Regions from separate parts of the Homo sapiens genome. Here region 2 is linked to region 1. Evidence: chromatin contacts called from ENCODE Hi-C data. All regions are on one chromosome and are shown on one strand. The core of a region is the stretch at or near the end of the contact, and the rest is flanking DNA. Distances in the headings are between cores, read along the strand shown.

What was found. A loop is a pair of places that touch in the nucleus more often than their neighbours do. Pooled maps may share reads with other maps.
Region 2: a pooled map shows a loop between it and region 1 (2.5-fold over the local background). The contact joins two enhancer-like sites. A Hi-C loop is called at or near these places in 3 of 168 maps with a recorded cell type or tissue (Caco-2, chondrocyte and endothelial cell of umbilical vein), 1 of 37 single-sample maps with no recorded cell type and 4 of 50 pooled maps.

What each region holds. Positions count from the first base shown.
Region 1 is chr2:215,929,583-215,933,146 of GRCh38, forward strand. No RefSeq gene overlaps it. Among named protein-coding and RNA genes, the nearest start is that of MREG, 82 kb to the right of the region's middle. Within about 2 kb of position 1,834, at least 2 of the 41 ENCODE cell types and tissues checked have a DNase peak (open chromatin) inside an H3K27ac peak, as active enhancers do.
Region 2 is chr2:215,725,781-215,729,898 of GRCh38, forward strand. All of the region lies in intron 5 of LINC00607 (long intergenic non-protein coding RNA 607), which reads right to left. Among named protein-coding and RNA genes, the nearest start is that of LINC01614, 9.8 kb to the left of the region's middle. Within about 2 kb of position 2,796, at least 6 of the 41 ENCODE cell types and tissues checked have a DNase peak (open chromatin) inside an H3K27ac peak, as active enhancers do.

The DNA of each region.
Region 1 (3,564 bases), core at 584-3,083:
CTGGGGAGGAACTCATGGTGTTTCATCAAAATGATCCAAAATTGATTCTGTTCTGATCTAGCCTCTTCTCCCAGACATCCTTAACTCAGCAAATGGCCCCACACTCTGCCACAGCTAGAAAGCTATGAGTCATCCTTGATTTCTCCTCTTCCTGCACCATCCCCCAAATTCAAATGCATCAGCAACTCCTGTCCATTACCTCTCCAAAATACACCTCACACTTCACCCATTTATGCTCCTCCTCAATGCCACCAACCTAGTCCAAACCATCACCCTCTCTCAATTCTGACACATCTTGTTCCCATTCTTGCCATCCTCTGATCCATTCGCAATGCATGGCAAGTTATTGTTTCACAACATAAGTCAGCTCCTGGCTCTCCAAGGCAGACACCCTTCTCTGGTCGCACAAGGCAGGAACTGAAGATCCACCCTTCCTCGTGCCTCCAGCGCTCTGCTCATCATGACCCCCTAAGCTACTCCAGACATGCTCTGCTCCCTTTCGCCCTCAGCTATGCCAAAGCCTTTATCGCCTCCAGCCCTTTGCACTTGCTGTTCCCTCTGCCTGGGCCCCTCTTCCTTCACATCTTTGCATGACTGACTGGCTGTGACTCATCCTTTAAGGGTCCCAACTCAGACCTCTCTCAGAGAAGAGGCCCCTGACCACCCTGTGCAGAGGGGCCCCACTCAGTTCCACCTTATCTCATCCAGTGTTCCTGTTACAGCACTGCTTGCAAATTGTAGTTACCTTGTTTGTTTGTCTACTCTGTTCTCATCTGCCTTACCCACTAGAAACTGGATCCAATCTTTTCTTTTTATTCAAACACCTTCTATAAATATTTGCTTTTTGTTTTTGTTTTTGTTTGAGACAGGGTCTCACTCTGTTGCCCAAGATGGAGTGCAGTGGCGCGATCACTATGAAAAGATCAGGTCACAGGGATACAAAGACGACCAGGATTTGTAGTTGACCAGGATTTGGTGCTACCCTAAAAGAGGTCTTCTTTTCTGGGGGACAGGGACACAGTAATGTAAACGTGTATTTCAATGCAATATGATAAATGTTCTGAGTACTTTTGCTATTGAAGCACAGAGATAAAGCTCTCTCCAAGTCTGAGTCATATTTGTTCTGGAAGAATCAAGGAATTTTGAAGACAGAAAAATGAAGCAAGGGCTCTCCGGTTTTATTTGCAATGTTCTGTGTTTCCAAATCACTTTTAGTAATCTGCCTTTTGAGAGAGGCATCCCCTTTACCACCCTGCCTAAGAGGAAAATTAATTCGATAATTATTTAAAATTTGGTAGGTTTCAAAGGAATGGGTATTTGGAGCACACTTCACTAGTCTTTCCCCTTTTGTTTTAAAAATTTGCCAAAGTAAAAAGTTGCTTTAGAAAGTAGAAAACCAATAATGACACTAGCAACCTGGAATGCAGTAGAGGCAGCTATCCGGCATATCTCAGATTATAATATTCAAATACATGCCGAAGACAAACACAATTTGGCATGCTACAGAACTAGAGAAACAGGTAGGCCTGAGAGTTACTTGAATTTTTTCTGGGGCAGAAACTCAGAAATCCAAAAATGATCTTATTTACAAGCCTTTAGTCTGAGTTGACCTTTCTTCTTTAAAAGACATCGATGCCCTTTCGTTGTTTCATTTTCTGCCAATTTCCAAATGTTCTCCAAGAAAAAGACAACCTCTGAAATTCACCAAAAAATGAATAAATAAAAACCCTCTAAATCAATCACTAAATGAGGAAAAATAGACAGAACTTCGTTAATTGACTCAGGCTTTTAAAAATTGTCTCTCCTGATGGGGACTGAGGGATGAGATCTTGAAGCTCACAGAACACAGAGTGAGTCAACAGCGGCATCTAGTGTTCAATCAGAATCCTGCAAAGCCCCTCGTTGGAGATGGGAGGATCTGTGTGTTATTGTAAGAGGCAAATCAGTTACATTTATCCACTCGTGGAAATCATTGAGAAGCACTCACCCGAGTGTTTATGGTGCTGCTTCCATAGATGTTCACAGGAGAAGGACGCAGGTTGTCCTAATTCCAGAGAGACGGAACATCACACAGCCTTGGCATGCATCTCACCTGCATCTCAGCCTCATCTCAGCTTCCCCTCAGACTCAAACTCAAAGACAGGACTATGTGCCTGAGAGTCCCTGAAGGGCAGAAGCCCTCTAAGGTGGTTTATCAGCCTTCTCTGGAGTAAACGGAATAGATTGTGTTAATTGTTGGAAATAATCCTGCTTTTGCCTTAACTTTTTTCTGGACACCCTGAACTCTTCAGTGAATAGTGAATTCTGGGGAAACTATTTAATCGGCTACAATCTATAAATAAGGGGTGATTTTGGATCTGTGTATGCCAGTGATTTTCACCATTTTTCCCCAGCAATGAAATGATTTAAGGGAAAAACATGAGATATTTGGAATGACAATGTTACAAAGAATAGATACATATACATAATCTATAGCTGATCTCTTTAAAGGGGGGTTGGTGTAGAAAAACCAGACCTACAGGCACTCAGCCATCCAGAACTCCCACCCTTCCCTTGCCTCTCCTCACCCCACTCTCCTTGGCCCCCCACCCTATTGGCCCCAGCCCCGTGCCACTCCCAGCTGCTGAGGCTTATCTGCAGAGACCTAGGTCCTCCTAGAATAACAGAAGCCTTTTAAACTTGGATCTGTTTTCTTTAGGAGAAAAGTGACAGAAAGGCACCCAACAGACCTGGGCAAAGGATACAAGGTACATTAATACAGGTTAAGATGTAACCTAGCGGACACAGAGAGCTACAAAAAGGGGGAGGCTTAGCAGCATTTTGGCAGTTGGAAAGACAAGCTTCCCTTGTTTTCTATACCCACCAAGGTGCCCTGCCTTCATCCTCACCACTTTGCTGATGGCATTATGTCTTTGGCTGAGGATGCCATCAGATCCTTTGGGAAATTCTCCTTGCCATTCTGAGAGATTTTATACCCTCCTGAGCCCTCCCGGGGGCTGCCCACCTGTCTGCCCATAGATGCAAGTTACTGGTGACAGTGCCAGCAAAAATCTGAAGGTTTACTGAAAGGAGAGTCAGTGGGCAGTATCTTCCTAACACCATGTGCCTTGGAGCTTCCTCTATAATTATTCATTCATTCACTTCATTCACTGAGAAAGCATAATTGGGTATATTCCAAACTACCCCAACCAAAAGGCCAGCATTTGTTATGGTTGGAAACTACTTGTTTACCTAGATTATAAAAATAATAAGCCCGGGCACAGTGGCTCATGCCTGTAATCCCAGCACTTTGGGAGGCCGAGGCAGGTGGATCACCTGAGGTCAGGAGTTCACGACCAGCCTGGCCAACATGGTGAAACCCGTCTCTACTAAAAATACAAAAAATTAGCTGGGCATGGTGGTGAGCGCCTGTAATCCCAGCTACTCAGGAGGTGGAGGCAGGAGAAACACTCTAATCCGGGAGGCGGAGGAAGTTGCAGTGAGCCAAGATCGTGCCATTGCACTCCAGCTTGGGCAACAAGAGTGAAACTCCATCTCAAAATAATAGTAATAATAACAGCATCT
Region 2 (4,118 bases), core at 1,546-4,045, 200 kb before region 1:
TTAAGTTTACAAGGTGCTGCACACATTCCCCTGGCCCCTTCCTCCAACTTCAAAACCAGCAGTGTAGTATCTTTTCTCCTCTCTGACCTCTGCCTCTGTTCTTACATCTTCTCCCTATCTTCTGACCCTCTTGCCTGCTCTTATGAGAATCCTATGATTACATTAGTCCACCTGATAACGCAAGATAATCTCCACATCTCAAGACCTTTAGTTTAATCACATCTACAAAATCCTTTTTACTTTGGAAGGTAACATATTTGCAGGTTCCAGGCATTAGGACATAAACATCCTCAGGGCCATTTATTCATTCTACCACAAGAATGAAGAAAAAAAAAAAAAGCAAAAAAAAGAAAAGAAAGAAAGGTGGGGACAGGGAGAGGGGAGGGAGGGAGGGAAGGAAGGTAGAGAGAGAGGGAGGGAGGGAAGGAAGGCAGAGAGGGAGGGAGGGAGGAGGGAAGGAAGGAAGGAAGGAAGGAAGGGAAGGAAAAATGTCTCTCTGCTCCAGTTTTTATTCATGTGTAACCACTGAATTCAACTCTCAATGGGAAGAATAACAAAAAGGTTGAAGCTCTTTAATCTCCTATGCTTTTTAAGTATAAAATTTCAGCTAACGAGGAGTGCATGATGCAAGCCATCTATACTAGAAATGGAGGGAAGGGGTAGCTTCAACCGTGTCAAATACCCAGAGAACATTCTAATGTGTTTAGATCAGTCTGGGGAATCATTTATAAATCATTCTGGTTTTAAACATTTTGAATCTTTCTTAGATATGTATTTTTAAAAGTCTTTCCTCTACCATTTTTCTGTGTCAAAGTCTATGGAAATAACCACTAAGATAAAGAATCATAAAAACTCACTAGCTTATGTTTTCATGTGTTTTATGTATAAGGATATGTTTTAGGTTCTACATAAAGCATATTAAGGTATGCCCAGAAAATAAAATCATGTCCCCCACATTTTGTTGAGAAACAATGATGGTTAGGTTACAGCCAAATTTTTTTGCTCATTACAAGGTCTGAAATACAGCTTTTGATTTCCTTTGTCTGAGTAGAATGTATAACCTTTCTAAATTTATTTTTATTTTCCAACATATTATTTGCCTTGATACTGATGTATGTGGTATACTTATAAAGATAAATCTTTCTTCTTTCCTTTCCTAATTTGTTCAAACCTTTGATGAGAAGAACCAATATTGTAAAGAATGCTGATGGCTTCATAAATATTTTTATCATTGAATTTCAAAAAAGCACATACAATAGTTACATAACTCTTACTCCCATTCATGTGTCATCTTTGGAGTCTATGGTTAATAATAATAACACTAAAAACAATGGATTTAGATTGAGTAGGTACCTGTACATGGGTAAATTCATTGATTCGTTAAATATTTACTACTACCTCAAAGAGAGTAAACAGCCTGGTGGGAGAGACAGGCACAGTGACATGCTGAAGCTGGCTTAAGCTGGGTCTCATTGGCTCCCAAGAGCCAATTCTCTGCATCTCTTCTCAATTCCACTTCATTGACATCAAGTTAGTAGCTTGAAATCAGCCATGGTGAGAGTGAGAGTATTTACACCACAGAAATTGGCAAACACTATAAATTTGGGCTTTTTGTTAGACATTCACCAGGCACCACTGCAATACATAGATGTGGCTAACAATGTGATGTGTTAAGAAACAAGAGAGATAATAAAAGCACCAAGAAGGGGTGCTGAACACAGTTAGAAGGATCAAAAAACCTTCCCTTTTGGGGCTAACCTCCAATATCACCTCCTCTGAGAGGCCTTTCAATACAACCTTCCTGAAAAAATCCTGCTCCCAGGCATGCTGTCATACTACACTGTGCATTTCTTTCAGAAAATCTGCCACAGTTGGTGATTATCTTACTTATTTTTACTTATCTGTCTCCCTTACTGGGATGTAAACTCTTCAATGCAGGTTCTTATCTGCCTTGTCTCCCTGGCTACTAAAAGGCACTCAAAGTATTTTTTTAAAGTTAGTGGTGGAGTAGCAGTAGGGTCTCAAAGGATGAGCAGAATTTGGCTAGGCAAAGAACTAAAGGTAGAACATTCTGAGCAGACAGAAATACAAAGAGTGGTGGCCAGAGAAAGATAGTGTGTGCATAAAACTTACAGTCCAAATTAAGGAGTGGCCTCTACACTGGATCATGTGAGCCACAGGGACTCATGAAGGCCACTGTTCAAACTCCTATTTACCCAGAGATGAGCAAGAGCATGGCTAACTCCAAATTGGCACAGATGTGGTTTTAGGTCAGGAAAGAAGAAAACTAATGAAACATCTCTCTCCTATCTGATTGGTAAATTGAAGTTCTTTTTCCTCAGTAGAAGGGATTTATCCCTAAAAAGCATTGCTGAATCTCCCCAATTCAGAGTGTTCAAAGTGTGAAGCATTTGATAGCATTTAAATTGAAACAAATAAACAAGGCAATGAGGATATGTTGGTTTCCCCCATGTGCATTATTGAAGTCCTTCTGCAAATAATTGTGGTCTCTTGACAATGCTGCATGTATTAGATCATCTGAGAAATGTATTAAAGGGGTTTTCTGTTCAGTGAGGGAGCAGGGTGTTCAGTACCTAAGGAGATAAGCTAATTTGACTACAGGTATTGAGTCTGCATAAAGCATTGAGCCAGTGCCCTCTCCCACTTCTCCAACATGCCACAATCTATTAGATGAGGCGATAGGATCTTCAATGGGATGAAGAAAGGATAAAATGATGGAATGACTAATTCTGCTGGGTGAAATTCAGCAAGGTTTCAGGGGAAGGTAATGTTTGGTTTGGCCTTAGGAGATGAGTAGAACTTGAGCAGGCAAAGTCTCAGTGGAGGGGGCACTTCAACAGGAAGAACATGCTGATCCAAACCACAGAGGCCAGAAGTCAGGGTGTAGATATATTTGAAGGCTCATGGAACTGCCACACATAGATTAACTTACACAACTCTGAGCAGAACAACTGCCAATGTGCTTTTGCAAAACAACATTCTAATTTTACTTCGGTTTTCATAATGGCAAAGTGATTCATTAGTTCCTATTACACATTGCAATTTCAAAATGATAAAACACTGAGAGTCCTTTCTTAATTATGAAAGTTCAAAAAAGGGAACTTAAGCCAAATCTGCTGTTTCCACTCAGCAAATGTGTGGCCACAAGAGGTGCTTGACCCGCCTGCACACAACTCCTATTAAGTCTTGTCCATACAAGCTTAATAATAAGATAATATCTTTGCTTTGTATACACAGTGGAGCCTCATATGCATACCATAATTGACTATGCAGGGTTAGAGAGGCCCCAAGTCAAGTTATGTCACAGCCACGGCATAATCAACTATATTCATTAAAAGCACAATCAGGCCAGGCTCACACCTGTAATCCCCGCACTCTGGGAGGCCAAAGCAAGTGGATCACCTGAGGCCAGCCTGGCCAACTTGGTGAAACCCTATCTCTACTAAAAATACAAAAATTTATGGGGCATGATGGTACTTTTTTGTAATCCCAGCTACTCGAGAGGCTGAGGCATGAGAATTGCTTGAACCCAGGAAGTGGCGGTTGCAGTAAGCTGAGATTGCGCCCCTACGCTCCAACCTGGGTGACAGAGTGAGGCTCCATCTCGATAAATAAATAAAAACAAACAAACAAACAAACAAATAAATAAATAAATAAATAAAAGCACAATTCAGGTAAAACTCACTTGAAGACAACTTAAAATGTGAAAATAACTGATTTCCAAAATGGACATACAAAGGTGATTGTTTTATACTTATTTCACCATTGGTTTCACTTAAATAGTGAGTTTTAAAATGACAATTTATCAAAAGCTATTTTCATCAGAAATATATTTTGTGTGTAAAGAAAAGCACCCCAAGGGCTGCTTGGTGACCAAGAACAGAGACTGATTCTGGCTGGCTTAAGTTAAAACAGAAATTCTTGTATGAATATTATCAGAGAAAGATAGTGTGTGCGTAAAACATAAAGTCCAAATTAAGGAATGGCCTCTAGACCACTAAATAAAAGATAAAGCTGGAAATAGAGCTCAAAAAAATCTGTGCCTCCCCAACCCAGAAAAAGAGGGCAGCTCTTGGAATCCAGATAGAACTGATAGG